Linked DNA regions of Homo sapiens: region 2 is linked to region 1. A link is an interaction called in ENCODE POLR2A ChIA-PET data of the cell type or tissue named here. Cell type or tissue: MCF 10A. All regions are shown on one strand. Each heading gives the region's core, and the rest is flanking DNA. Links, peaks and the distances in the headings are about the cores only.

Region 1 (16,001 bases), core at 2,986-10,985:
TGCAGCTTCACCTCTGAAGCCAGCAAGACCACAAACTCACTGGAAAGAACAAACAACTCTGGATGTACTGCCTTTAAGAGCTGTAACACTCACTGCAGAGGTCTGCAGCTTCACTCCTGAAATCAGCAAGACCACGAACCCACCAGAAGGAAGAAACTCTGGACACATGTGAGTATCTGAAGGAACAAACTCCGGACACGCCATCTTTAAGAACTGCAACACTCACCACGAGGGTCAGCGGCTTCATTCTTGAAGTCAGCGAGACCAGGAACCCACCAATTCTGGACACAATATGGATGAATCTCAGAAACATGATGTTCAGCAAAAGAAGCCAGACATATAGGGCGCTTGCTGTACAAATTTTATTTACAAAAACAGGTGAAAGTGGTAGTGACCAGAAGTTGGCATGAGGGGGCTTTTGGGTGCTGGCCGTGTTCGTTTGAGTTCTGTTCACGTAAGTGTGGAGTTTCAGCAGGCTATACTGTATATGTGCTTTTATAAAATGTGCATCGTACTTTAATAAAATGTTTTTTCTATTTTAATTTTTTTGAATTCAGACTTTTGCTGTTATCTAACAAAGCGTATTGATTTTATATGTAGAATCCAAAAGGTGTTAATGTAGGTGTGGTTATAACAGTGCCAAATAATTCTGATTGTCACCTTTTGGCACCAATATGTAATCCAGTGCTTACCCAGGACTGGTGGTGAAAGTGGACTGTCCGAGGCACAGCCAGGAGTGCGTTGTCTGTGGGAATTTTTTTTTTGGGTGAAGTGTCATTTTGTTGTCTAAGCTGATGTGATATCTGCTCACTGCAACCTCCACCTCCTGGATTCAAGCGATTCTCCTGCCTCAGCCTCGTGAGTAGCTGGAACTACAGGCACGCGCCACCATGCCTGGCTAATTTTTTTTTTTTTTTTGAGACAGTGTCTTGCTCTGTAACCCAGGCTGGAGTGCAGTGGCGTGATCTTGGCTCACTGCAACCTCTGCCTCCCAGGTTCTAAGCCATTCTCCTGCCTCAGCTTCCTGAGTAGCTGGGACTACAGGCGCATGCCACCTCACCTGGCTAATTTTTTGTATTTTTAGTAGAGACGGGGTTTCACTATGTTGGCCAGGCTGGTCTTGAACTTCTGACCTCGTGATCCACCCGCCTCAGCCTTTGGAAGTGCTGGGGTTACAGGCATGAGCCACCGTGCCAGGCTGTGTGCAGTGAATTTAAAACAATAATAAAATGGACTAAGAGTGAGTTTGCTTTTTAATTATTACTATGCACTGGCAATTCTTAACAATATCAGTGATAAAATACACCCCTCTCCCCAGTAAATAATTTGCTAATCTAAGTTCTAAACAACTGCTGTGACTACTGTTGAGCTGAACTGGCTGTTCCCACTGCCCTGCCCTTAGTAGGCCAACGACGGGAGTAGTAGCTGTCATTATAGGTGTAGGTATTTGTAGGTATGTGCATTGTATCAGAGACTGAACTTGGTCCTTTTTGTACATAAGTTTCATTTTTCCTAAGATATCTCTGTCACCCAGGCAGGAGTGCAGTGACACAATCATGGTTCACTACAGCCTTGCCTCCACCTCGCTGGGTTCAAGACATCCTTCCACTTCAGCCTCCAGACTAGCTGGGACTACAGGCTCCCGCCACCAAGCCCAGCTAAGTTGTGCATTTTTTGTGGAGACAGGGGTTTCATTCACCATGTTGCCCAGGCTGGTCTCAAACTCCTGGGCTCAGGAGATCACCTGCCTCTGCCTCCCAAACTGCTGGGATTACAGGTGTGAGCCACTATGCCTGGGCAGTATATAAGTCTTTCTTACACCTCAGAGCTGTATGCATTAGGTATTATCATTCCCATTTTACAGACGAGAAAATTGAGGGTTGTAGAAGTTAAGGGACTTGCTCAAATTCACTCAGCTAGTAAAGATAAGAGGGAGGGAGGATGTATCTAAGTCTCCTGAGTCAAAGCCCACTTTTCCACTGGGCTTTTTAGTCCCTGGGTACCAACTGCCACACAGAAGGCCCTTGATATGTATTCGCTGAATAAAAGGGTAAGTGGATGAAAACTTGATCGTTTTTTAAATTAGTTACTTTTTTATTTTTTAAAATGTCAATTTTTATTTTAGATTTGGGGTACATGTGCAGGTTTGTTACATGCATATAACAAACTCATTAAAAGATGTAGTTGCACTATTGATAGTAAGTATAAATTGGAGACAACCCAAATACCTATTGATAGTTGAATGGAGGAATAGGTTGTGGTTTTGTCACACAATGGAATACCTCAATGTGTGATGCTGAGGTTTGGGAAACGATTGATCCCGTCACCCAGGTACTGAGCATAGTGCCCAATAGTTAGTATATGAACCCTTGGCCCCACTCTCTCCCTCCCTTTTTAGTAGTCCGTAGTGTCTATTGTTGATATCTCTATGTCCATGAGTGCTGCAGGTTTAGCTCCCACTTGTAAGTAAGAGCATGTAGTATTTGATTTTCAATTCCTGCATTAATTCGCTTAGGATAATGGTCTCCAGCTGCATCCATATTGCTGTAAAGGATATGACTTCATTGTTTTTGTGGCTGCATAGTATTCCTATGGTGCATATGTACCACATATTTTTAAATCCAGTCCACCATTGATGGGCACCTGGTTGATTCCATGTTTTGGCTATTGTGAATATGGCTGCAATGAACATATGAGTATATGTGTCTTTTTGGTAGAACAATTTATTTTCTTTTGGGTATATACCTAGTAATAGGGTTGTGGGTTGAATGGTAATTCCGTTTTTAGCTCTTTGAGAAATCTCCAAACTGCTTTCCACAGTGGCTAAAATAATTTACACTCCCACCAACAGTGTGTAAGCATTCCCGTTTCTCTGCAGCCTCACCAGCATCTTTTGTTTTTTGGCTTTTTGATAGTAGCCATTCTGACTGGTGTGAGATGGTATCTCATTGTGGTACTGAATTGCATTTCTCTAATGTTGATCATTATTTTATTTCAAGGAGGAGGTTCCATATGAATATAACTTCTTGCCTAAGTTGGTTTAGGTAAGAAGACTCTTCATGTGCCTGTTTCCTTCAAATTTTAAGGGTAAGTCTCTTGAAAAGTATAGTTATTTATCTGCTTATGTTTCATATATGTAATCTACATCTCACAAATATTTTAAGTAGTTTTTATGACTCTCATCTTACAGATGAGGGAACTTTGGCTTGAGCACTCAAGTAATGAAGCAATGGTCATGCAGCTAGTATGAGTGTAGGAATTAAGAGTGGTTACTAAAATGAACTTTGAGGTCTAGAAGACCAGTGTTGGCTTTACCTCTTAGCAATGTGACTTCAAAAATATTAGTGACATTTTTTGAATCTCAGGCTTATAAATCAAACAGGACTTCTATAAATAGGAATTATACTAGTGTTTTCCTAAGAGGCTGCAAACTCAAATGCCTGCAGGAGCCAGGAGTAGGGAGCTCTGCAATGTTGGTCAATCACTTGGCTCTTGCCTGGTACAATACTGAGGGAGGCAGTGCTGGGAATGGAGGCTGGGTTGGACTTCACTTTTCAGGCCTGTGCTCATTCATTCCAGCATTCTCTCAGTCAGTATTTCTGAAGCACACAGGATGTTTAATATGGGTCTAAGCTCTGGAAATGCAAATTTGAATAAGGCTTACACCTTTTCTGCTTTTGAGGGAAACAAACTTGGAGACAACCAGTGAAAACATAGATTATATCTTTAAGTTCTGGGAATCTCATCACAGCAATTCTAAGACTAAAGAGGCTGTGGACAGCTCTTGGAGCACATCTTCTATTTTTTAGTAGGACAATACCAAAATGATTCCAGCCTGGCAAAGAACTCTGTTTCAGTAAAGCCCTGGAGAAAGTGCATTTTATCATATTCCTCTGGAATTCACTGGGCACTTACAGACACTCAAGGCTGGGAGTCAAGTCATTGAGTCAGTCAACAAACCTGTAAGCACAGTGCTGCTCACCCGCAATAGGCTCTTTGGGCCTGATGAAGCATGGGACAGCAATGGATGTGGGCCCAGTCCTGTCCTCTAGAGGTTCACAGCCTAAGACAGGCAAGCACATTCAGATAGACACCTACAGACCAGAATAATAACATCAACCAAGCAGCACACTCCTGGGGTCTCTGCACACCACACAGTATCTCTCATACCTCCTAGATCCCCCCTCATCCACCCACTTTTGTCTCTCCTGTGCGCGCTCACCTCTGCCCTCATTCACTCTCTTTCCTGGAAAACCCAGGCCAGGAGCCTTCTCATCCACTGTTCAAAATGGACCTATGTATACCAATATGTTTATCTTTGGGCTTCCTGAACAAATACTTCAGTCTATTCGTGGACACACACCTCATTCAGCTCTTATCACTGCAGATCGCTGATGTGGGCCTCCAGCTGCTTGTTTATGTGTGTTCTTGGTTGTTTGAGGGTCACTTGTGTTTATCTGTGTGGATGGGAGCAGAACAAGATATGTGAGTAGTTGTGAGTAAGATCCATCTTAGGCCAGACATGGTGGCTCAGGCCTGTAATTGAAACACTTTGGAAGGCTGAGGTGGGAGGATCAACATGATGCTGGGAGTTGGAGATTCACCTGGGCAACATAGCAAGAGCCTGTCTCTAAAATAAATAAATAAGTAAATAAATAAATAAATGAATGACTCATCTAGTTTCAGAAAGGACTCCAGTGGCCTATTTGGATAATAAAAAAATAAAGCAGTATAAGTTTAAAGTAGTGAGAAAAGAATAAGAAAATTAGAGGTCAGGGCTAAGCGGAACAGGAGTCAGGCAAAAAGAAAACCTGCATTCCTTAGTGACCTCTCACTCACTGGGTGAATAATGTGTGCATATGAATGTGTGGGTTTTAAGCTAAGAGTATTCCAGATACTTGTACATCTATTTCTTGTCCTCCCAGGGTTGACTGAGTTCTCTGTCCCAGTTCCCCTCAGTCTTACTTGGTGGGGGACGAAGCGGGAGAGATTCATTCCTCTCCCTTCCCAGCAATCTTATCGTCTCCTTCCTCACTCCACCAACTGGTCATTTTTGCTGTTTTGGCTTTTTGTTCAGGTGTGTTTTGGGAGTCGAGACTGAAAGATTAGCCAGGGTAGAGGAGGGAGAAAATACTACCTCTCTTCTCATCTGCCCAGGAAAGCCTAAGGGAAGAGGAGGTATTGCAGGAGATGGTGGGAAAATGGAAGAAGGATGCTTGGCAGAAGGCAGGAGCAGAGGGTCACTCTAGTGACTTGGAAGAAGTGTTGGAGGTGAGCATGGGATAGGAAAGATCAAATCATTGGAGGAAAGATGAGAGAGACCTTTGGAACAGAGAAAAGCTCCAGGCCATAGCCCAGAATGCCAGTAGGGAGCCTGAGGTGGGCTCCACAAGGAGGGCTGCTGGTGGGTGTGCCCTTGTTGGCTCCAGGGTGAGGACACCAAGGGAAGGCAGGGAGGAAGAGCTCCATTCCATGAAGAATGAGGCCAGTGTCTTGGCTGAGGCAGTGATGGGGGAGGCTGACCAGATTTGGATCAGAAATTACTTTACTTAAGCTAAGCAGAGCCAAACATCCAGATTCATGGGTATAGTTATTCCATAGCAGCCTGGCGATAGCCAGGGCCCTGGAAGATGAAGAGACCAGTTCTGAAGTCCTGGACTGTGTTATCTACAGAAAGACTCTGTTGATTTCTTGAGGTTTTGTGCAAAATAATACAATGAAACCTCAATAGAACCTTGCGATTCCATCCATTAGTGTTGTTAACTAAACCCATTAGAATTGCATAGGGGCCTTCCACTTCCTGAGGAAAAGCCACCTTCTTGTTGAAGGATAATGAGGCCCATGGCCCTACCTGTATTGAGATGGTCCAAAGGTGACCAAGAGTGAATAGAGTTGAGGGAAGGAGCCAATCCTTGCCCGAAGTCTCCCTTGTCTCTCTTTACTGGAAAAATACCATCTACTTTGTTATTGCATTGCAGGAAACTCAGGACTTATTAGAGGGTCACCCATGAGTTTGGCTAGTTCACTGTAATAGCATAAGATACTTCTAAGTTTAATTGCTTGAGAGAAAAGCATGTGTTCTGTGTGAGGCCGGAAAGGGTCATGGAAGGAGAATAAGATGGATTATGAGTTCATGCATGAGCATGGAAGCTGGAACCACTCCAGACCTTCTCACTCAAAGCTCCTTCTATGTTCCCACCACCTGCCAAGCTCCCATACTTTTCAAGGATTTTTCCTCATATGATCTGGAATGGGTCTACGGTTGTTTATGGAAGCCTTTGGATCAAGTGTTGTGCCTTTTACAAGGGTGTAGCAACTGTTTCAGTTTCAAGTGGGACACACAAATTTTGTCACTGTTTTGGAATGTGCTTGGTGGGAGGTGGCAATCAGGTTATTGGATGATAGCTGATGTTTATGGATTGAAGGTTAGAGGAGAGTGACCTAGGTAGGAACTTTAGAGACAGAAAACCCTGTGTTTTTCTCTGCATGTAAATTGTAATTGACTTACAGGAGAGGGATTCCAGTGTTCTGGATCCTGATATATAAGAAGATATAAACATGAATAAATAAAAATCTGGGTTATACCTCTTCAGTTTTCCTTTTTATTAAACCTCTATGTCTTGGAAGAAATACAGCAGATTCTCACACTCTGTAGATATCCATAATTAAGTTCTACATGTTGAAGATGAACAGTTCTTAATGGAATCTGTGATTTGAGGGCTCTGGGGTGGGGCTCGACACATGTGAACGAAGGAGAGGAGTGAGCTTCCAGGTGTTTTTCCTCACATGTGAAATTGCACTTGCCAGCATACTCTAAAGAATTCTGGAAATTACCACGCTTTCCTCAATGTTACTGAGAAAAATTGGTATGCTGGAAACAGGCATGCAGGGTAATTTGCAGAATCTCAGAATCAGGGAAGCTATAAACATGGGCATTTGCAGTCCTAAGTTGCAACATGTTTCTGACTCAGTCTCCTGCCAGTGTGGATTTATACTTGCCCGTGATTTATTGTTTCTGGCTTACCCTGGGGCACTGGAGGGTTTGGAGACTTCTGCCAGAACACCTAGGATATGTAAAGAATTCCTGCCAGAAAACAATAAAAACACTACCAACCTAACACAAAGGGGCTATGCTTGCACTGTTTGAGAAAACACTACCCTCTTGGAGAACTCCATTGTCAGCTGGTGAGAGGGCAAGGTCAGTCCCTCTATGACCAGGTAGCTTCTGAGGGTTCCCATGACCTTGGGCTGTCCAGCCCTGACACCCAGACAGCTGTTTGCAGTTGGTTATCAGGGGAATATGTGAGAAAATATAGATGAATTACTAGTTTTCACTACTAGAAAACACCCGAACATCTATAACCAATGAAATCTTGCCTCTTTATACACTATCTTAAAGATAATCATATGTAAATTATCTACCTAGTAGCTTTCCACAAATTTAAATGTTGAGCTGCTTAATTACAATCTCTGAATTTGCCCTTTCTCCTGCTTCTACAGAGAGCTCTTGCATGGTGGTAGAACCGAGGACAGCCTAGACCTTCTGATTGTCAACTCCTTGTTCCATTGTGTCCAAACCTACATGTCTGAACTCCTCTCATCAAAGACTTCTCAAAGTTATTAATAACTGGGGATCACGTATTCAGTAATTACACACATCAGGCTCCATGCTTTCTGTGCAGTATGTAAATTGATTCATTGTCATACTAATTATAAATGGCTAGTATTATTGCTGCTTTACAAATGAGGCATATGACACACAGGGAGCTAAATAATTTGCCTAAGGTCACCCCACTTGTAAATGATGAAGCCAGGACTCAAGGCCAGGTCTGGCCACCCCTGAATTTAATAGCTTTATCCTCTATATCTCTGTTTTCTCCCAGACCAAGGTGTCTGTACCTCTCTGCCAACAGAGAAAAGGGTTCATTCATTCATCAAATGTTTGTTGAGCATCTATTGTGACTCAGGCAATATCCTAGATCAAGGATTGTCAAACTTTTTCTATAAAGGACAAGAGAGCAAACATTTTAGGTCTCCTGGGTCATACGGTCAGTCACTGTGATTCAACTCTGCTGTTGTAGTACAAGATTGTGAAAGCAGCCATAGATGATATGTCAATGAATGAGCATGGTTGTGTTCCAATAAAATGTCACTTGCGAAAGCAGGCTGTGGGCTGGGTTTGGGCCAAGAGTTCTATCCCTGCTCTAGGCACTGGAGTTACAATAGCAAAAAATTAAAATAAAGTAAAATAAAAACACAAAAATGCCTGCCTTTGTGGTGCTTCCATTCCAGAATGGGGAAGTAATTGTATTTCTGTCCCGTTTATCATGTAAAAATTGTCATAGGATCTTGGAGTTGCTGAGCACCTAGAGGTGATCTGTTCAGCATTTTCCTCCCAGGGCAGCTCTCCACTCAGAACTCTCTTGGCTGGTGAGGGTTCATTCTGTGTGCCCGGATCTAGTGTCACCTCACCTTCCAGGGGACCCATCCTTGTCACATAGTCCTTGCTTATCTGTCTTCCTGACAATTTAACTCACATCCTACCCTGTTTGGGCAGAGGGCCCCACATTTTAGCATATCATAATCACTTTTGGGGCTTGAAACACTTTGATGGGCTCCACTCTCGAGATTCTGATTCAATAGGTCTGGAGTGAGGCCCAAGATTTTCCCTTTCTGACAAATTCCCAGGTAATTCCAATGCTGCTGGTTCCTGGACCACACTTTGAGAACCAGTGTTCTGTAGCAGCAACAAGTGAGCCTAACAACTCCTCTTTCAGTTTTTTCAGATATTTGATCATCTGTTCTGCCTAAGTCTTCTTCCGGCAAACCTCCAAAGCCCTTTGACTTCTCTGCCTATGATAAGTAACTTAGAAATAAACTCTGCCACCACCAGTTGGGTTGAATACCTGGGATACAATGCTGGTAGCCACCAAGGTCACTGCAATTATACACAAACAATGAAAAACAGTGAAACCATGTCTCAGGGACAAAGGGGTAAGAACCAGTGCAATGCTGAGACTGTGGAAAAGAACACTGTGACAGCTGTCAGCAAAAGCATTTCAGTTCCCCTTCTGCATGTGAGTTTGGGCCAGTCATTTCCCCTCCCTGCCTGTCAGATTTCTCATCTGCAACGTGAAAGTTGTCTGAGGTCTTTCCAGCAGTGGGACTGCTGATATTCTTTAGTAGGTGGGGAAATCTAATAGACATCCCTGGTACCTCCCTCCTGGGGATATCTTAGGGGAACACTTACGCAGGTTGCTCTCCACTGCCAGCAGTATGCAAGATTTGCCTGTATGTCAACTGTACATTCAGTTCTATTTTCTCCCATGAGTTGCTTTGCACTCACTGAGTTTGTGTTCAAGCCTGATGTGTTATCATCACTGGCTTATGTCAATTAAGGTCCTTTCCTTTGTTCTAGATCTATGAGCAGAATGTTGTTTTGGGACCTCAGGTCAGCATTTTGTAAATGCACAGTGGTAACCTCCTGTTCCTGCCCCTTGGCCCTGTGAAGTAATTCTGTTGGCTTCCAGGACTTTTGCAGGGCCTAACAGTTCGGCAGCTCCAGGACCATCTAAGGTGACTTAAGACTCTTCTTCCATCCTGAGGTTCAGATCTCAGCCACAAAGAAAGAGATCCATGGTTCCTGGCACCTGGCTTCTGGAAAGTTAAACTGTCGTCTACCTCATTGTCTGATCAAGCAGCTCAGTAGCCCTTCAGTTTAAATAACAACTACAAAACAAATATCACAGAGGGCTCTTGGCAAGGTTTCTTTAGCCCAGGAAAATGTAACATTCAAATTCTGGGCAATATTGTCACGTGGGCTCAGTTTCCTTCCTGTGAAAAGCTTCCCACAACAATTCCCATAAAGAGAATTAATCTGGCATAAGGAGTTTGGACAAAGAAGGCTGCTAGGTGGGTCAGCCATCCAGCCATCCTCAAAAGTTGCGTAGCAGGAATCTGGTGAGCAACTGAGTTAGTGGCTGCTGGTAGGAAGTTCTGAGGGCATTGGAAAATAAACCTGGTGAGGGAGGAGAACGTACTGCTTAGACCAGCAGCAAATTTGATATGCTTGGTTCATGCAAGAGTTACTTATTCTTTCTAAGCCACCTATAATTATTTCCAGAAAAGGCAATAAATCTCAGTAAAGTATTCAGATTCTGGAGTCAGACCACCATGGGTTTTTAATCTTGGCCCTGTGCTTTTCTCACTGTGTGCCCTTGATCAGGTTTCTTGATCTCTTGAAGCCTTTGTTTTTTCTCTTTGTAAATGAGGAAGATAATACCTACCTTTCCAGAACTGAGGGTTATGGGAGATGATATACATGACAGTGTTCAACCTATAGATGTTAATACTATCACAACCTAGTTCTGGAATATTAGCCCAATTGCTTAATGTGCAATAAGCCTTCAATAAATGTCTTGTGATTAAGTTAGATACTATGGGTAGACATCCCAATTATTGTTTACAAAATATGTGGTAAGAAGTAAAAAATGTATTTGTTGGAGTTCTTCATTCAACAGACCCTTTTATCTCTGAGTAATCTACAGTGCTTTTAGAAGTTTAGAGACCAAGAACATGTGTGAAGTTTAGAATTCCATAAAGAACATTCATACAGAAGGAATCTCAGATGTTGTATACTGAGTCTAACCCACAGCCTACCCAAGGTCATGCAGCAGATTGCTGGCAGAGCACGGATTAGGTACCATCTGACTGGAATTGCTCCAGTGCATGTGTTTTCACTGTTGCTTTACAGACCACTTTTGGGCCACATCATTAAAACCACTCAGGCTAATGGTGCCAAAGCCACAGTGACCTTCATGCTTCAGAGGCCAGGGCCAGAACAGACACAGGAGGGAGTTGGGGGTAGGGTGGGGAGTAACTCAAGGAAGTGGAGAGGCAGTCCTGCAGGCCTTTCTCAACTCAACCCCCAGCCCCCCACACCTTATCTTTGGCCCATCCTCCTCCCATAGCAGCTGTTCATAAGTACAGATATTTGAAGACCTCAGCCTCCTTGCTCATTCAATCGTATGTCATCTGCTTTCCCTTCATGGGAGAACAACTGCCAGAAAAACACTGTAAGGGCAGCCATAAAACTTTCATTGACTCTACTATTTTTGCATCTTTGGTGTTAAAACTTTTGACTCTATCCTGATCAGCTCTCCCTCTCCCTCTCTCAGGTGGTTGCCTTCCCTGGAAATCCATCTGTTCCCAAAGATTCGCTGCAGCAGCATTTGCTAGTTCCCTTGTAACCTCCCAACACTCCCCCAGTGCCCCTCAGGCATTCCCACTGGCCTCGGGTTTCAATCATCAGGTACAACTGGATTTTGATTTGGAGACCTGGAGGCTTTCAGTTCTATAATGGGCCATAATTTTTTTCTCTCTATTTATACCACAATTTATTTTCTTCCCTTAACTCTCTTTTGCAATAAAACTAGGTCCTTGAGGGCAAGAACATAGGCTTGTTCTCTTTGTGACCCGCCACTGCCTCCTTGCCTGGAGCAGTGTCTGTCATGTAGCAAATGTCAGTACATGGGTGAATAAACCCCGGAATGGTTCTCTCTTCTAATACTTCATTCCTTTGCTAGGGCTGCTCTGGGTGGGCTTGGAAAGAGAAGCAAGGAAGGCTCAGAAATAGACTGTTCAATGTAGGGGTGCTACAATATAGGGTTTTTTTTTTTTGGTGCTGGAGTCAATTATTCCTGAAGGGTTGCTAGTGGGGAAGCAGCTCTCTTTAGTCAATACCAAGCTTTGTAAGTAGTTCCTTTTTTTTTTTTGAGACAGAATCTCTCTGTGTTGTCCCGGTTGGAGTGTAGTGGCATGATCTCAGTTCACTGCAATCTCTGCCTCCCAGGTTCAAGTGATTCTCCTACCTCCGCCTCCCAAGTATCTAGGATTACAGGTGCCCACCACCATGCCTGGCTAATTTCTGTATTTTTAGTAGACACAGGGTTTCACCATGTTGGCCAAGCTGGTCTCTAACTCCTGACCTCAAGTGATCTGCCTGCCTCAGCCTCCCAAAATGCTGGGATTACAGGCGTGAGCCACTGCGCCCAGCCAAGTAGTTTGTTTTATGTAGGAATACTAGTATCAGTCATCAAAGGGTTTAAGAAAGTGTTTTTTTCATAATTTTTCAGATAATATATTTTTTCCTCTGATCCATCTATCTAACATTTATTGAAAGCCTTTTACATAAGAAGCACCATGCTGACAGTTTAAACTGCAAAGATGAGTGAAGCACAGACCTGCGCTAAGGATCACTTACAGCTGTCACCTTCCCAATACATCAATTCAAAGACAATGGAGTGTAAGGAGAGAGAAGTGTGCAGAGTATTATGGGGACGCTGCAGTGGTCACTAGACTAGCTTGGCAGTACCGGATGGGAGTAAGACCTTAAATAACAGGGAGAGTGGAGAGAGGAGAACACTGAAAGCAGAGGAGCCAAACAGCAAGAGCGAAGGCCTGGGAAGAGGGCCATGGTGGCAGGTGCATAGGAACTGCCAGCTCATCAGCACTGCCAGGGCATGAAGTAAGAGGCAGGCGGTGGCCAGAGGAGACAGAGAGGTATACAGGGGAGATCTTGGAGAGCCTGATCAGCTACTAGACAACAAAATGCATTTGTTTATTTGTATTTTAAAATACAATCAATATAGGTATACTCCCCCACAAACAAATTTTAAGAAGAAAAATTTCAACTAAAAACCTATTAATATAAAATGAATCTAAAATTCTCTCTTTGACCACCTCCCTGTCCCCAGTTCTTTTTTTACAAAGGAAATAAAAACAACTTCTAAGTCATCTTTGCAGGAAAGAAAAATGCAATACTAGAATATTTGAATATTTATATGTATATATTTTTTATTGACACTAATGATCATGTACAATGTTTATTATTCTGCACTTTGATGTTTTAGGTGTTTTCTTTTTACCTTATGTATTAGAAGTCTTCTTAACTTATCAATAATAACCTTGAATGTAAATGAACTATATTTTCCATTTAGAAGCTAGAGACTGGCTGAATGGATAAAAACAACAAGACCCAACTATATGCTACCTCCAAGAAACTCACTTCACCTGTAAAAACACTCAGCTGAAAGTGAAAGGCTGGAAAAAAGATATTCCATGCAAATGGAAACCAAAAGTAAGCAGGAATAGCTATACTTATATTACACAAAATAGACTTCAAGTTAATAGCTGTATGAAAAGACGAAGAACATATATAATAATGAGACCAATTTAGCAAAAGAATATACAAATTATAAATATATATGCACCCAACAGAGAAGTACCCAGATACATAAAGCAAATATTAGATCTAAAGAAAGAGATAGACCCCCATTACAATAATAGTTGGGGATGTCAACACCCCACTGTCAGCATTGGACATACCATCTAGACAGAAAATCAACAAAGAAACATCAGATTCAGACCACACCATAGACCAAATGGACCTAACAGACATTTCCAGAACATTTCACCCAACAGCTGCAGAATACACATTATTTTCATCGGTACATGGAACACTCTCCAGGGCTGACCATATGGTAATACACAAAACAAGTCTCAAAAATTTTTTAAAAATCAAACTCATATCACGCATTTCATCTGACCATAATGAAGTAAAATGACGTCAATAACAAGAGGAACACTTAAAAGTATACAAATACATGGAAATTAAACAACATACTCTTGAATAACCCATGGGTGAAGGAAGAATTTAAGTATAAAATTAAAAAATTCCTTGAAACAAATGAAAATAGGAACACAGCATACCAAAATCTATGAAACATAGCAAAAGCAGTATTGAGATAAGTTTATAGCAATAAATGCCTACATCAAAAAACTAGAAAGATTTCAAATAAACAACCTAAAAACTTCAAGGAACTAGAAAAACAAGAACAAGCCAAGCCCAAAATTAGCAGAAAAAAAGAAATAATAAGGATCTTAACATTAATAACAAAATTAAGACTAAAAAAAGGACAATAAAACAAAAATGTTTTTTAAATATTAAAAAATACACAAACCGTTAGCTAGACTAATAAAGAAAAAAGAGAGAAGATCCAAATAAATACAATTAGAAACAAAGAGAGACATCACAATGGATACCAAATAAATACAAAGAATCACTAGAGACAAATATGAACAAATATACACCAATAAATTTGGAAACCTAGAGGAAATGGATAAATCCCTGCATACATATGCCCTACCAATATTGAACCAAGAAGAAATAGAAAAACTGAATAGATCAATAACAAGTAACGAGATTGAACCAGTAATGAAAAGTCTTCCAATAAAAAAGTTCAAGATTGGATGAATTCTACTGAACTTGTAAAGAAGAATTAATACTAATTCTTCTCAAGCTATTTCAAAATATTGAAGCAGAGGGAATTCTTCCTCTCTCATTCTATGAGGCCAGCATTATTCTGATGCCCAAACCAACAAGGACACAACAAAAAGAGAAAACTGCAACATCCCTGACAAACATAGACACAACAATTCTCAACAAAATACTATCAAACTAAGCCTAACAACACATCAAAAACATAATTCACCATGATTAAGTGGGATTTATCCCGGGAATGCGAGGACTGTTCAACATACACAAATCAGTAAATGTCATACATCACATCAATAAAATGAAGGACAAAAGCAATATAATCATCTCAACAGATGCAGGAAAACCTTTTGATAAAATTCAACCTCCCTTCATGATAAAAACTCTTTTTTCTTTTTCTTTCTTTTTTTGAGACAGGGTCTTGCTTTGTCACCTAGGCTTGAGTGCAGTGGCATAATCATGGCTCACTGCAGTCTCAACCTCCTGGGCTCAAGCAATCCTCCTGCCTCAGCCTTCTGAGTAGCTGAGACTACAGGTGGAAGGTACTATGCCTGGCTAATTTTTTTTTTAATTCTTTATACAGACAAGGTAAAAACTCTTAATAAATTTGGTATAGAAAAAGTACCTGAACATAATAAAGGCCATATATGAAAAACTCACAGCTAACATCTTACTGAATGAGGAAAAGCTTTCAGAATTAGAACAAAAAAAAGGATGACAATGCTCATCACTATTAGTCAACATAGTACTAGAAGCCTTAGCCAGAGCAATTAGGCAAGATAAAGAAATAAAGGACATCCAAATTGGAAAAGAGGAAGTCAAATTGTCTCTCTTTACAGATGACATGATTATATAAACCTAAAGACTCTCAAAAAAACCTCAGAACTGATAAATGAATTTAGTAAAGTTGCAGGATACAAAATTAATATACAAAAATCACTGGCATTTTTATACATGAACAATGAGCTAGCTCAAAAAGAAATCAAGAAGACAATCTCATTTATGATAGCTACAAAAAATAAAATACCTACAAATAAGTTTAACCAAGGACTTGAAAAATCTCTACAAGGAAGACATTAAAACATGGATGAAAGAAATTTAAGAAGATACGAACAATAGAAAGACATCCCATCCTCATGAATTGGAAGACTTAATATTGTTAAAATGACAATACTACCCAGACAACAGATTCAACACCATCCCTATCAAAATACCAAGGACATTGTTCACAGAAATAGAAAAAAAATTTTTTTTTTTAAATTTGCATGGAAACACAAAGGACTCGGAAAGGATAGCTAAAGCAAACCCGGGCTAAAAGAATAAAGCCAGAGGTATCACTACCAGACCTCAAAATATACTTTAGGTCAGGTGCAGTGGCTCATGCCTGTACTTTCAATACTTTGGGAGGCCAAGGCAGGGGGATCATTTGATCCTAAGAGTTTGAGACCATCCTGGGCAACATAGTGTGACCCTGTCTCTATTACAAAAAATTTTTAAATTAGTTTTTAAAAACAAAACAAAATATACTACAAAGCTGTAGTAACCAGAATAGCATAGTACTGGCACAAAAACAAGTACACAGACCAATGGAATACAGAGAATCCAGAAATTAATTTACATGTATCAAGCAACTGATTTTTGACAAAGGTGCCAAGAACAATCATTG
Region 2 (16,001 bases), core at 4,254-12,253, 50 kb before region 1:
TTTTTAAGCTCCTTAAGTTGTAAAGTTAGGTTATTGATTTGAATTCCTTCCTTCCTTCCTTCCTTCCTTCCTTCTTCCCTCCCTCTCTCAATCTCTTCCTTCTTTCTCTCTTTCTTTCTCTTTCTTTCTTCTTTCCTCCCTTCCTTCCTTCCTTCCCTTCCCCTTCCTTCCTTCCTTCCCTCCTTCCTCCCTCCTTCCCTTCCCCTTCCTTTCTTCCTTCTTTCCTTCCTTCCTTCTTTCTTTCTTTCTTTCTCTTTATTTCCTTTCTTCAACAGAATCACATTCTTTTGACCAGGCTGCTGTGCAATGGTGCAATTAGAGCTCACTGCAGCCCCAAATTTCTGGCCTCAAGCAACTGTCCTGCCTTAGTCTCCCAAGTAACTAGGACTAAAGGTGTGTGCCACTATACCATACCTGGCTCATTTTATTGTAAGCATTTATAGCTATCAATAGCACTACTTTTGCAGTGTTGTGTAAGTTTTGGTATAGTATGTTTTCATTGTCATTTGTCTCTATTTTCTAATTTCCTTTGTGATTACAGAAGGACATTTTATAATAAAAATGAGTCAATCCATCAGGAAAACATAACAATCATAATAATGTATGCGCATAACAACAGAGCCCCAAAATATATAAAGCAAAAACCAACAGAATTGAAAAGAGAAATAGGCAATCAAACAGAAATAGCTGGAAACTTTAATACTTCACTTTCAGTAATAGATAGAACAGCTAGGCAGACAATAAACAAGATACGTATGACTTTAACATTATAAACCAACTAAATGTAAGAGATTGCTGCACCAAACAAGTGCAAAATACACAGAATACACATTCTTCTCAAGAGCACATGAAATATTCTCTACGATAGACTAAATGCTGAACCATAAAACAAGCCATAATAAATTTAAAAGAACTGAGATTATACAAAGTATGTTCTCCAGCCACATGGAATAAAATTAGAGATTAATAGAAAGCTCTCTTTACATGAGCAAATATATCATCACGTAGAAGTGGATGATCATCTGTTAGGAATATCAGCCTTTGCTTTCCACATGCACACAGTTCTGCTGCTGGCTACACAGCCCTTTCATCCAAAGAAACCTCTCACTCAAAGCAGGTGTGGCCAGGATATTTCCAGCCTCAGTTAGGGCTCTAGAAACTTAATCTCACTGGAGAATTCTAGAAGATTGCATAGACTGTGCCTCAGAGTTATTTTCGCAGGAGATGGGTTATTTATAGGTTAACTCCCTGTCAATCACTGTTTGAGGTTGCTTCTAGGCATTAAGTCTCTGGAGATTCCAGCTTGTCCTGTACTTAATCCAAATCTATTCCTGAGGCCAGGACAAGGCAGGGAGTTGCAGTTGTTCACATAAGCAGACTTGGAATAGAGAGTGAATGTCAGCCGCCAGCATCTGCCACAACACCCCAGGTCTTTGTTCTGGGTATTAGGCCCATAAAAACAACTAATCAATCACTAGACTTATCTACTTGTATCTAATTAATTCCACAAATATTTATTTAATACAGAAGAAGTGTCAGGTTTTATACTAGGAGATGAGACTTTAGTGGGGAGTAAAGCAGTCTTGGTCTCTGCCTTTTACTCCCCAGAGGCATTTCAAACGAATCTGCCTAACACTGGGCCCATTGTCTCCTCCTCCAACTTATTCCTCTTTCTTTATTTTCTGTCTATGTAGATGATCACCCAGGCCCAAACTCAGAAATCTTTCTTGACTCTTTTTTAACCTCAATATCCAATCCATCACTACACTTGCCAGCGTCATCTCTTACCTCTTTGGCCCTTTCTCAGTATGTGGTGTTTTAAACATGTATTATTTGTTCAGGTGATAATACAACTAAGCAAGAAAAGGGTTTCAATGATTTCCTTAGTGGTTGCCAAGCCGAGTTTTTGTGGCTCAGTGATTGTAGGTTTCTGCTTTGTTTTTTTCTGCAGTTAGGCTCGAAGCCTTTGAGTACAGGTGCCACACCTTACTTTTTTTCTTACCCCACAATTCTGGGCACAGAGCATTGTGCTTTCCTTAAGCCACAGCATTCCTTACCCCACAGTTCTGAGCATTGGCTGAGCACCAATGTCTGAATAACATTTGCTGTGTGCTGACATACCCTCAGCAGGGCCATCTTATCCACTGGGCACAGTAGGCTTGGACCTACAATACTCTCAAGGGTGCATAAATATATTTTAGTTTCTTTGTTTTTTTTAAAATCAGGAAAAATGAATATTACATAATGAAAATAATAAATATATATATAAATGAATACAGTCTGGATTATAGTTGTCTTTATACCAGCACAGTCATAAAAAATAATTTTTAATATTTTTTCTTTCTTTTTATGGAGGAATGGGCCCATGAAGGCAAAATTGCCTAGGGTCCATGAAAGCGATAATGTAGCCCTGGCTCTCAGTTCAGCATCACCTTCTCGCCATGAAGTCAGAAGCTCTGGACTGGGTTGGGGGCTCCACTACTGTTGTACCCTTTCAGTTATGCTTGAAGAACTAAGAGAACTGTGTATTCTGCCTTGTTCTGCCTCTCTTTAAGATTCCAGGACAAATATATCCCTAAGGCCTTTTGGACTGGTTGAACTGAAGATAACTTTAAATTTAAGAGGCTCTAACTTCCAACATGGGAGATAAGATGAAAAAAGAAATCCAGACAGCCTGCTTTAATTCTATCCCAATCAAACTTTTATTTTAAAGAACTATTTAAAGGACCTGACATATGTGAAAAACAAAACTCTTTTTTTAAACCTTTAGCGATATGACAAAGCTCCTGAAATGAGACCCCCTCCTTCCTGCAGCATTAGATACCCTGTGAGTGCCAAGGTATGGGCTATGCAGGGTGGATAGCTCTGTTTTGCCTGTCCCAGGGCCATCTGTGATACAAATCGTGTGCTTCCTGGACTCCCTGCAAGCTGCAAGCTACAAGCCTTTGCCTAGCAAATCAGGTTAAGATGAACAAAGGCAGCCATGAAGGGGGATGTCTCAGAAGGGCATTGCAGGCCAAGGGGTGTGCATAATGTGTTGGGTAAGGATGGAGTGAAGCAGGTTGGGGAGGCAGAAAGATGTTGCTAGGCAACCAGCCCCGGTGCCTTTGTATATGTAGATATATTTTGTTTGAAGCAGCAGCTGGCAGCCACCACCTTTTTTTCTCTCCCTCCTCCTCCTACCCATGCCCAGAACACAGACCTGGGCTACAGCTCTCAGAGAGGTCCTGGGAGGATAAAGTTGGGAGCCTGGTTCATGCTATGGAAAAAAACATGTGTATGAAAAGGCAAATAACTTTACAAGACAGCATTGACCTGGTGAAATCTGGACATTACATTTACTAACCAAGATCTTGGGCAAGTTGATTGACTCTCTGTGACATTCAGGTTCCTTGGCTGTAAAATTGGGGACATAACTTTCTTATAGGAATATTGTAAAGATTAGAGAAAATGTATGCAGATGACCCAGGCTGGTATCTGGGACATAGAGGATGCCCAATAATCTGTAACAGAGTGGTAAGAGTGTGTGCTCAGGCACCAGGTTTCTTTCATCCTCATCTCAGCTCTGCCTCTTAACTGCAGTGTGGGGATAATGATAGTACTTACCTAACAGGGTTATTTTGAAGAGGAAATGCATTAATAATGCAAAATGCTTAGAATAGTGCCTGGCACATAGTAAGCACTCAATACATGTTAATGATTATTTATGATATCATGTGTAGCATGTCTGCGTGCATCTGCAGAACAGGTGAGTGGGTGCTAGAGCTGCTGATGTGCATGAGCTCATTTTTAAAGGGCTTTCCATTTTGACTGGCCAAGACAGGGTAGAAACTTGTGACTTTGGTGCTGTGTTGATTGAGCAAGGACTTTTGTGGAATCTGGATTCTTCAGTGAACCTTGGGCAAGTTACCTAAACCTTTATTTATAAGAGACCTCTTTGTAAACTGGGTATAATAAGGGCACTTACTTTGGCTGTTAAATAAACAGATTAAATAAAGTGACTTGTAAGGTGCTTAACATAATTCCTGGCCCAGAGAAAGCAGTCAAGACCTGGTGGCTGATACCATTTCTGGAAATAAACAAAGAAGAGAGATTGGTAGCAGCATGGGGGTCTGTGTCCATTCCAACTAAGCCACATCAGGAAGGGCAACAGGTGGAAATGGAAGAAGCTCTGTCTTTTGGATGAGGATAAAGGAGCTGAGCAGAAGCAAAGCTGCTTCAGCCTCCAGGTGCCCAAAAGTGACCTGGACTAGGAGAAATGTCCTTTTTTTTCTGCATGGATGACCACATCTGTCCACTCTGCAACTGGAAGGTTGAAGGCTCAGGGCATCACGCCCTGGCATTCTCACAGTGAGAGGGGGGTACATGGATGGGGGCAAAGTATCCCAAGAGGAGGCCCTCAGTGAGGAGGGCTTAGTAGAAGTTGATGGTGATGGGGTCTACAAAGTAAGGTGGGAACCAAAGTCGTAAACGTTCTAAATATAGTGACTACTATTAGGGCTCCATCTGGTGAAACCTGAGGCCATCTGGGTAACATGTGCTTAGTTTTATACTCTAGGAGTTAAGAGGAAGAAACCTCACCAAGAACTAGGGCAATTTTGCATAAGCTCAGGAATCAATTTGAACTTTATTAAAGAATGAACTCAAACACATGGAGAAGAAATGGCAAGAAAGTACAGATAAGGGAAGTCTAAGCGAAGGTCCAATTGGAGGAATGAGCTGGAATGATGAGCTTAAATCTTTTGGAGTAGAGCGGCTTTGCGGAAAACTTCAAATCCTCAGCTAGAAAGTTTGAACATGCTCCAGAGACAAGGGCGTATGTTAAATATTTTTGAGCAAAAGGATGACAGAAAAGAAGTCCTGGTTCAGGAGAATATGGGGGAAATCATGCGATGTGGCACTGGAAGGCCTGGGTTTCAATCTTGACTCTTCCTTGCCTTGTGACCATGGACAAACCATGAACTCTTCTGAGACATACAATGAGGATAATAGTCCATTTTTCCAGGCTAGTGTTAGGATTCAAGGTGTCATGGGAAAGCAGCCTGTCGACTGTAGACTTCCGGACCTATCTTCTGTCCTTTTTTATTTCTTGACTCAGCTTCATGAGGTGTGTCTTTCTCTGGGCTTCCCTAGCACCTTTACAGAGTGGTGCCAATTAGCTGCTGTGGTATGCCAAAACCAGCTATCCCTTAAACTATCTTGAACAATAAGGAAATTAATAGGCTCCTATAACCAGAAGTCTATAGGTAGAGTAGACTTCAGGATTGGCTTCAGCCAGGGGCCAGAGGCCCAGGTCCCTGCAATACTCTTGGCTGTGTACTCTTTTGTGTATTGGCTCCACCCTCAAGCTGGGTTTGACATGGCTGCAGCAGTGCTAGGACTGAAATCTGTGCATCAGAACATCTGGAGAAAGAGAAACAGGGTGACTTCCAGTAGCATACCCTGAAGAGTAAGGAAGGTTTTCTCAGAAATCCCAGTGAAACCTCTTTTGACAGCTCTATTTCCCAAAGTGATCACATACCTATTCCTGAACCAATCATCAGCAAGGTAATGAGTTACCTTTGGATCAATGGTTCCCAACGGGGGATGTTTTTGCTTCCTGCCTCTATTTGCCCCGAACCTGGTATATTTGGCAATATCTGGAGACAGTTTGTTTTTCACAGCAGGGGAACAGAGAAAAGGTATGTCACTAGCTCTAGAGGATAGGGGCCGGGGACACTTCTAAGCATCCTACAGTGCACTGTACAGGACATCCCTCCACAACAAAGAATTATCCAGGTCAAAATATCAATAGTGCCAAAGCTGAGAAGCCCTGTTTTGGACTAATTAGTCCTGCACTCATATGGGAGTACAGCTCGTGGCCATGAATATATGAGTGAGGAGCAGCTACCTGAGCAAAATCGAAACTTGCCTAGGAGAGTGGCACTAGATTCTGAAACATCAACCAACAATGTACACTGCAACTTTGCTCCATCGTAGCCATTTATCTCCTTGTATGGCCACTGCTTATTCATCCCTTTTATTAGCTTTCTACTACTGTGTAATAAATTGCCACAAACTTCATGCTGTGAAACAACACAGAGTTACTATCCCACAATTTCTGTAGGTTAGAAGTCTGGGCATAGTGTGGCTGGATGCTCTGCTAGCATCTTGCTAGACTGAAATCAAGGTGTTGGCTGGGGATGCAGTTCTCATCTGAGGCTTGTGGTCTTCTTACATGCTCATTCTTTTATTTTTTGAGTCAAGATCTCACTCTGTCACCCAGGCTGGAGTGCAGTAGTGTGGTCATGGTTCACTGCAGCCTTGACCTCCTGGGCTCAAGTGATCCTCCCACCTCAGCCTCCCGAGTAGCTGGGACCACAGGGATGTGCCACTACACCCAGCTAATTTCTTTTTTTTTTTTTTTTTGTCTTTTAGAGATGAGGTCTAGGCTGGTCTCAAACTTTGGGATCAAGCAGTTATGCTGCGTCAGCCTCCCAAAGTGCTGGGATTACAGGTGTGAGCCATCACACCTGGCCCAGGCTCATTCTTGTTATTGGCAGAATTTATTTCTTGTGGTGATAGGACTGAGGTCTCTGTTTCCTTGTAAGCTATCAACTGGGGCCACTCTCAGCTCCTGCAGTGCCTGCATTCCTTACCCCATGGCTCCCTCCATCTTCAAGCCAGCAATGATGCATTGAATCCTTCTCATGCTATGAACCTCTGACTTTCTCAACTGTTGCCAGAAAACTCTGCTTTTAAAGAGTTCATGTGATAAGGTTAGGTCCATCCAGATAATCTCCTTATTTCAAGGTCAACTAACCTGGAACCCCATTCCATTGACAAAATTATTCACAGCAGCACTAATATTTGTGTTTGGCTGAATAAGTGGGAGAAAATATATGTACACCAAGGCTGAGAATCTTGAAAGGCCATCTGAGAATTCTGCCTACCACATCCTCTATACTTCTTGTCTTAGCCCATTCAGACTGCTATAACAGGCTATTTTAGACTGGATAATTTATAAACAACAGAAATTTATTTGCATAGTTCCGGAAGCTGGGAAGTCCGAGTCAAGACACCAGTAGATTCGGTGTCTGGCGAGTGCCTGCTCTCTGCTTTATAGATGGCACCTTCTCCCTGAGTCTTTACATGGCAGAAGGGATGAGTGAGCTCCCTTAGGCCTCTTTTAGATGGGCACTGATCCCATTTGTGAGGGTGGAGCTCTCACAACCTAATCACCTCCTGAAGGCCCTATCTCTTAATACTATTGCATTGGGGGTTTAACATGAATTTCGGGGAACTCATTCAGACCATAGCGTCCTTATTCCCCAGACTCTAACCCTCAGGGTCTGTGTCCCAGTCATCTTTGTGTCCCTAGATTCCAGAATAGTAACTGGCTCACTTTTTTTTCCTGATAAATATTGCTTGAATGCATACAAAAATAATAAAACAAACTCATTTTTTTTTGATAAAATTACTAGATTGGTCACAAAGAGGACTGTTATAAGCAGAGGATGGTAGAATCTTGGTGTTAGAAGGTACATATGGTCATAGAGGAACCTCTCAGTCATTCTAGGAAGCCACATATTTAGTGTGGGGTTCATCACAACTAGATATCCCTGATTCTAAGCACTATATTCATCACAACGCAGACTAAAGTTTTGCATTGCCTTTTTGGCAGGCTTGGCGAACTGCTGACATATTAAATTTTTGGTTAACTTCAAGCTTTTCTGCATCAACTAGGTCTCTCCCATTTTGTACAGGATTTTATGCTGCTTCTTACTCATTTTCAGGGGTTCTGACCTATAATTTCAGCCTGTTGGAGACCTTTGGAGGGATTCTGATTTTATTGTTCAGCTTCTTTACTTTCCTGACTATATAATACTTGAAAATCTAATGAGTGCATTTTCTTTGTCTTTGTCCAAATAGTTTATAAAAATTTTCAATGAAACAAGGCCAAATTCAAAGCCCTGAGGTATATTATCTCTTTCAAGCTGACAACAATGAGTCAATCAACACTCTTTGCATAGATTGCTCAACCTATGATGAATCGACTCTTACTTGTATTTCTCCAACATACCTACAGGCATATTATGAAAGCCTTAATCAAATGCTTGGCTGAACCTAAGGTATACAGTATAACACTGTGTTATACTCCCAGTTAGATGACACATATCTTTTGCAATCAGGTGCATTCACATGTCAGGATAGTTTCTTCCAAATGCTCAGTTATACCCTACCTTTGAGTACTTCATATTGTTTTAGTGCAGAGGCATAGGTATCCTTTAACCCTCAGTTTTTATTTGTTGCCTTCTAACATTTTCTAAGTAACAGATGATTCTAGTAGCCTTTATTGTTGATGTGTGAGCTGGCAAGCATTTCTACTTTGTCTGCATGGCTTATGGGAAATTCCACTTAGGAGAAGAGATGCCTGTCCTGACTTGTGAGGATTAAAGGTGGGGCTGCAGGGTAGGTGTGAATGACGTGACCCCCTATTGAAGGGATTCTCATTGAGGCACCTGGTTATTCCCTATGTTTTTCTCTTTGGTCAATTATTTACACTTGTACTTTTCCCTACCCTCCATCATCACACTATAGGAAAATCAAAATACCCTTGTTCATGGAGAAAGGTTGGAGCTACACAAACTGGAGTTCCTTATTAGTCCATAAGGTTTTCTTTTGATGAAAGATTGAATGCTCTAGGACCCCTAAACGAATCAGTGATACTGTATGGATAGAGTTGTTTTTAGAACATCTGCGAACTTCAAAAGGGAGAAGAGAAAGAGAGTGGAGAAAAATTTAGTTGTAGCATCTTTGAAATGGCCCTCAATGATCCCTGTCTTCTGGTATTCACACTCTTGTGTAGTCCCCTCCTGCACTTTACTAAGGCCAGCCTGTGTGACCAATAGACCATAGCAGAAGTGATGGTATGTCATTTCCAAGATTAGGTGATAGAAATCATCGCAGCTTCCATCTTGATTGCTCTACCTCTTTTTTTGACCAGTCACTCTAAAGGAAGGCAGCTGCCTTATGAGCATTCTGGAGAGAGGCCCATGTAGTGAGGAGCTAAGGCCTCTGACCACTAGCCAGCAAGAAACAGAGGCCTCATGCTAACAGCTGTGTGAGGAACTTGGTGGTGGATCTTCCAATCTGGTCCAGCCTTCAGATGACTGCAGCCTCGGCCAACATTTTGACTGAACCTCATAAGAAACCCTGACCCGAGCACCCCACTAAGTCACTCTTGGTGTCCTGACCCCCAGAAATGACATGAGATAATATATTTCTATTGTTGTGGCTGGTAAATCCTGAGATAATTGGTTACACAGTAAAATATCATATATACTAGGAGATGCTGAATGAGATGGTTGGATTTCCTAAAGGGAAGTGAATAAAATGCTAAGGTCCCAGAAAACAGTGAAAGACTAGTGAATTTCTAAACTCAGAACACTGAAGGACAATGTTATCAAACTTACATAGATAGGTCTTTTACCATTTTTCAAAAGTGTCAAAAATAATACTGTTCTTTGTAAAAAATACACACACAGATATATAAGATAGAAAGAGCAAGTACCTTTCTTCTCTTCTGGTCTGACTACTCAGAAGCAACTGCTCTATTACTTTGGGTTTTATCCTTCCAGATCTTTTCCCCATCAATTATAATCACACACACACACACAATTATAAAATTTGACGTGTGGGTGTGCTGTTTGACAATTTTTTTTCATTTAACAATATATCATAACTCCTTCCCATGCCAGTAGACTTGACTCCAATGTAATTGTTTTAAAGGTACATTATATCTCATACTGTGGTGCTCCATAATTTATTTATATATTACCTTACCTGTAATAATTCATAATGTTTTACTAATTAATATATTTATTTGCCATTATACACAATGCACAGTCAAGCATCTTTGAGCACATGTACAAATATTTCTTTAGGATAAATTCCTAAAAGTGGAATTGAGGGTGAGAGGTGTGTAGATTTAAAATTTTGATAGATACAAGGTGGGCAGATCACGTGAGGTCAGGAGTTCAAGACCAGCCTGGCCAACATGGCAAAACCCCATCTCTACTAAAAATACAAAAATTATCTGGGCATGGTGGCGGATGCCTGTAATTCCAGCTATCCAGGAGGCTGAGGCAGGAGAATCGCTTTAACCCGGGAGGCGGAGGTTGCAGTGAGCTGAGATTGCACCATTGCACTCTAGCCTGGGTGATAGAGCAAGACTCTGTCTCAAAATAATAATAATAAAATAAAATTTTGATAGGTAATGACTAATTGCCCTTCACAAATGTTCTGATTTGTCTTCCCAGCAACATTCTCATATCCTGACACCAGATAGTAAGAATTTTAAATTGCTGATTTGATGGGCAAAGATTTTCAATTTGTCTATATTTGCGTATTTTTGATTTCTGATGAGCAATCTACAGATATTTGAATTATTCTCCTATAAGTAGTATGTCAACTTTCTGGCTACTTTCCAAAGTTTTGTTCATCCTAGTTTCTAGCATTTGGATTACAGCATGACTGGGCATAATTTTTTGGGTTTATCCTGTTTGTAGCTCACTGAGCTTCTTGAATCCATAGGTTTATGTCTTTTGCCAGATTTGGGAAGTTTTTAGCCATGATTTTTCCAGTATTTTTCCTCTGCTCTGGGACCCTAATGACACAACTGTTCGAGATTTTGATATTGATTCACTCACTGGTCCCTGAGGATTTGTTCATTTTTTTTCCCCCAATTCTATTTTTCTTTGTTGTTTATATTGGATAATTTCTACTGGTTAATCTAGTAAGTTTAAAAATTTTAGGTTTTATGTTTTTAGTTCTAAAATGTACATTTGGATCTTCTTTATACCTTCTGCTTCTCTACTGAGACTTTCTATCTTTCCATTAATCTCAAGAGTCCTCTTCCTTACTTCTTAGATTTTTTTTATAATAGCCCCTTTAAAGTCTGTCAGAAAATTCCCACATCTGCATCACCTCAGCATTGGCATCTGTTGGTTGTCTTTTTTCATGTGGGTTGAGATTTGATGGTTCATTTTATTTTGAGGGCTGTAGGCAGAATAAAGTCTCATCAAAGATGTCCATGTCTTACTTCCTCAAACCTGTGAATATGCTATGTTACATGACATAAAGGATTTCAGGTTGCAACGCATTAAGGTTGCAAATGCAATTATGGTTGCTTGTCTACCGACCTTGAGGAGAGGAGAGTATACTGGATTATCCAGGTAGGCCAAATATAATCACAAGCATCCTTAAACGCAGAAAACATTTCCTGGCTGTGTTTAGAAAGGGTTGTGACAGCAGAAGAAAGATCAGAGAGATGTTACATTGCTGACTTTGAAGACGAAGAAAGGGGTCCATAAGCCAAGGAATGTGGGCAGCCCCTAGAAGCAGAAAAGGGAAGGGACAGATTCTCCCTGAGTGCCTCCAGAGGGAACCTGCCCTGCTGACACCTGAACTTAGTCCAGTGAGACTGATTTTGGACTTTCGACCAGCAGAACTTTAACATTTAAAACGCTGTGTTGTTTGAAGCCACTAACTGGCTTAAAACGTAAACGACCACTAAGTTTGTGGTCATTTGTTTCAGCAATAGAAAACTAACGTGCCGAGTAACTTTGCATTGTATCCTGGCTGTTATGTTATGAGACTATTGGTTTTGTTTATGTACTTTGTGACTATTGATATTAATGTTTTAACAAGCAATTCAACCTAGGTGGATTCAGGTGGAACATTTTGCCAGCCTTCTGTGGGTTGTAGTTCAATGTCAATTCTGTTGTTCAAGCCTTTGTAGCTACTCAGATCTTTCTCCTGTTTTTGCCAAAGTCATTCCTCATAGCCTTTGGTGTGCTGTTTAGGATCAGATCGACACATACCCAGTACAGGATTGAGCCCAGGAGTTTATAAACAACTGTATGTGGCCACTTTCCTGAGTTATTCCCTTTTTGGGTTCTCGCTAGTACCTTTCAGTTCTCTGTGGCTCCTCTTTAATATCCTCTGGCCAGGAAGCCAGTGCTCTGTTTACCCTGCTGGGCTGCATGCTTCCTATGAACGTGGCCACATTTGGGCCAAGTAGTACGAGAACAAAGAGAGAGGGAAAAGAAAGGAATGGGGGTTCCCCATCCCCTTGACACCAGAGCTCCTCCAATCAGAGTGGAACGGTTCTCTGTGGGACCCCACCACTGCTGCTGTCACTGCCACTGCTGTGGGTGCCACAGGATTGCCTGGGGTGGAGTGTGAAAGAATGAAGAAGAGAAAGAAAAGACGGAAAGATGGGATTTCCCCCACACTCACTCAGCATTACCTGCACCTTGAGCCAGAACAAGATGGCACCCTTTCTATCCACACCTGGTGCTCACTTCTGAATTTTGGGCTACCGCAAACCCAGGCTAGGGGCTACGGAGCAGAAAGGGAACACTCACTGTTGATTCACTGACAGTTTGAGTTCTGGTCTTCTTTCTTAATCCATCTGCTACCATTTACTTTTCAGAGTCCTCAGATAGGCACGCCATGTGTTCTGTTCAGATTTTATTGTTGCAATGAGGGTGGAATGTGCTTGCCCCTGCCTCTCCTCTTAGTGGCTGCTAACACATTTTCCCTTAGGGGTTCTGTTCTATCAGGGCAGGCTGTGTCATGGCCTCACCACAGCTCCCTCTTTTCTTGCTGCCCTTAAATGAACTTAAACAGGCCACAGCCCAACATAAATCAATCGTGACAGAGCAGCACTCTTTATCAGTGCCACTTACCTGTTCCTGCCTACCTTGTGTTCTAGGACTTTTATTGGAAAAGCCACATAGAGGTCAAACTCTGTCTAGCTATCCGTCTATAAAGAAATCCAGACAGCGTAATGCAGCATTTTATGAACAACAAGTGGATCTTCTGGGAATGACAGAATCCTCCCTACGAATTAGAAGCATGGAAGGATTCGTTACACTTTAACATGTAAGCATGTTACCTACAACAAACTGTTGCCTTTCTAATATAAACTAGTTCCTCCTCACTGAAGAGTGGTGGAAATCTTTTGATGGTGTGGCTAAGAGAATGGAGTTTGCTCAGGTGTGAGCTTGTCCTCTTGTTCACGTCTCCGTGTGTGCCTGAACTTTGAGAAAGCGTTCTTATACGAGGAGGTTCCTTATTGTTTTTTGGGAACGCTGTAAGTCACTGCTCATGTTCAAAGTCCATCTATTGTATTGCAAGGACAGCTTTTCATCTTTTCCTTTATACTCTCAGAAGTGCTGATCCTTATTTTACATATTTTTCCCTTAATGTTTTTCCCTGTTTGCTTAATATTGCTGCTTGGTTTCCTAACCTGAGCAGTGTGTTGTCTGACCATCTGCCTCTGTTTTCTGCCCTTTTGTTTATGATTGGTCTATGCCAAAAATAATGGGTTTTTAAACTCCTTTTATTAAGAAAAACAGATAACCCTCATTGGGCAGAGAAAAAGGAGGCCAGGATGCTTCTGTGCTACCAGTAAACATTCCTGCTTAATTATTTCTTACCCAATTGTCATGTAGGCCAGTGCTTATCAAACATTAATATGCATATGGAATCATCTGAGGATTTTATTAAAATGCACTCTGATTTAGTTAGTCTGGGTTGGGAACTGAAGGTCTGCATTTCAGATACACTCACCCGTGATATTGATGCTGCTAAGCCTGCTGTCAGCACATTCAGGAGCTAGGACAGAGGCTATACAAGAGCATTTATCATTTGTATTTTAAGAGCTTTACTGATAGTGGCAGTGGTTTAAAAGAGAATACAAAAAACAAACCTGGGAATGTTACGTTGTTTAAGAAATGTTACTAAGCTCTTCTGATCATTGTCTCAGGTTGGTTCCCTGGGAAGCTTACTCTGAGATGGAGATTAGCACGTGGGGACGTATTAGGTAGAGTTCTTCTCTGTGAAAGAGGCAGAGGAAGCCGTGGAACTGTGATGCAGTCTCTGAAGGAGGGATGCCGCCTTAGAGTTTTCCTGAGCTCAGGGGAAGAGGGCTGAGCCTTTATAACAAACTCTGCCCAGTCATTGGATGCAGGCTGCCCCAGGAAGGGGCTGTGACCTTGAGCAAGGGGACTCTCATCACTGAGGCACTTCCTGTCCAGAGCAGGCAGCTACGACTGTTAGTAACAGGGCTTTCAGTACCAGAGGGACCATGTGGTGAAACATCCTGGCACACACGCAGTGTGGACCCCGGTCTTTCCTCTAGCAGATGAGCTAGTTTGAGCCCTCCTCTTCATTCTTATGCTGAAATTAACACCCTCAAACATAATTCCTTCTCACTACCTGGGCCTGAAAAGCCAACTGCAGTTGTCAACTAGCGTCAGTTCAAGCCCCTTGGTGGATACATTTTTTAAAATTTCTAGGCTAGATTTTTCAACATTGGGAAGATTCCTTTTAACATTTCTTCATAGCTTCCTTCTAAATCAGAGGTTCTGATGGTCATAAGAAAATCTCTATCTGAGACTGAGGGAGTGATTTGAAGCCTAAAAAGAAATGGTCTCTCTTCCTTGCAGAGAACAAAGGCCTTGAGTTATACATAGGCTGAATTAAAAAGAGAAGCGTTAGGACTGAAAAAGTCCATTTGTAGAGGAGTGAGGACAGAAAGAGCATAGGACAGGCTGTTTAATGATTTAAACTTATGCCTTATTGCATAATGTGAACTTTAACCTCTGCTAAGTATAGTTTGTGCCCTGAGAATCCTTCACACTTTAGTAAAAATAGTTGCACACTTGAATGGTGCCTGTGTGTGATGACTGCAGGGAAAAGGGCTGGGAGGTGCTGGGAGAGGAAGGAAGAGAAGCCAGGAACCCCTGGGGCAGGGTATCTTGAGTCATCTTGCCATTTAAATGCTCTAGGCAGCAATGGAGGGAGTTGTCCAACAGAAACAGCAGCAGGAGGCAGCTGGAGGCAGCTGGATGGTGGCCTGGAAGTTCCCTAGGCAACTGTGTAATGAAGCTGTGGGCTGCACCAAAGTACACCACTGCCTCCATACACCTTGCTTCTGTTGGTACCTCCTACTGGAGCTGAACTGTGACATGTAGGGGACAAAGCTTCCTGCGCAAGGTAGATTCTTGCAGCCCGAACATTGGGAAATCTAGTCCTCCAGTGTGAGAAATGTAGTCATTGAAGAGTGTGGGTCATGGAAAAGAGCCAGATACCAGGGAGCGGGAGCTCACTCAGGGCCTGGGCAGGAGCTCTACACAAAGGAAAGCACAAGAGCAGAGGGCCACACATGCCCTACAGTGGACTGGAGACCCCCTTGACTGGGAGGGATCCCTGTGTCACCACTGGACACAGACTGATGCCCGAGATCAGGGCCAGGGTTGGGAATTCTGAGTTCAACTCCGATGCATGGGCTAAAGAAAATACAAGAGGAATAAAGAAAAAGCAAATCTGGTTTTGCTTTTTTCACTGGGGTGACTGTAGGCACCAAAGGCATCAATTGTTGCTATTTACTTACTCCAGCTCCATGCCCTGATCCCTGTGGCACCAGAATTTTCCATATGCTTTCTGTACAGAGATGAGAATGGAAATGGTATCTGATGCCCCTGGGAAGGACTGTGTTGACTTATTTGTGCAATCATCTGAGGCATTTTATGAGGGCTAGGTTGTCAGAGAATCATGTCATGCAGGTAGAAGTAACGCAAGGTATGTCTGACAGAGAGCAGAGATGTCTCTGCCAGCCTTCACCCTATTCCCTAAGAGATTCTTCTGATGGCTTGATGCACATAGGAAAAACTTTATACAAATGAAGGCACACAGAAACTTCTCAACCGAACAAAATGATGCAAAACATTGAACAGATAGAACCACATCCTGGGGGATTATGGGTGCCCAGCCATTGATTTACATGAATATTTATTCCAGCAAGAAGGGAGAGAGCAGAAGCCAGGAAGGATTCAGTTGTATGGATCCTGTACTAAACACTTTTTCACAAATACCATAATTATCTTTCCTTTTATTCTTCCTTCACTAGATGACTTCAGGCTACTTCTTTGCTATTGCCACCTAAATGT

The links. ChIA-PET counts read pairs that join two places held together with the same protein. Peaks named below come from ENCODE experiments on the same cell type or tissue, not always from the same donor. Only the 100,000 strongest peaks of a DNase experiment are listed, where the experiment ranks them.
Region 2: POLR2A ChIA-PET joins it to region 1 with 20 read pairs; 2 of 35 experiments call an interaction of 5 or more read pairs at or near these places.

What each region holds. Positions count from the first base shown.
Region 1 is chr1:116,281,490-116,297,490 of GRCh38, reverse strand. LOC105378920 (a long non-coding RNA gene) reads left to right here. Exons shown (of 5, transcript XR_001738197.2): 4 at 3,000-3,087. Among named protein-coding and RNA genes, the nearest start is that of ATP1A1, 84 kb to the left of the region's middle. In MCF 10A, for the core only: no CTCF peak of the experiment used is centred there; DNase peaks (open chromatin) are centred at 6,210, 7,010 and 8,100.
Region 2 is chr1:116,333,107-116,349,107 of GRCh38, reverse strand. LOC105378920 (a long non-coding RNA gene) reads left to right here and starts at 12,790. Exons shown (of 5, transcript XR_001738197.2): 1 at 12,790-12,930. In MCF 10A, for the core only: no CTCF peak of the experiment used is centred there; DNase peaks (open chromatin) are centred at 8,027 and 8,417.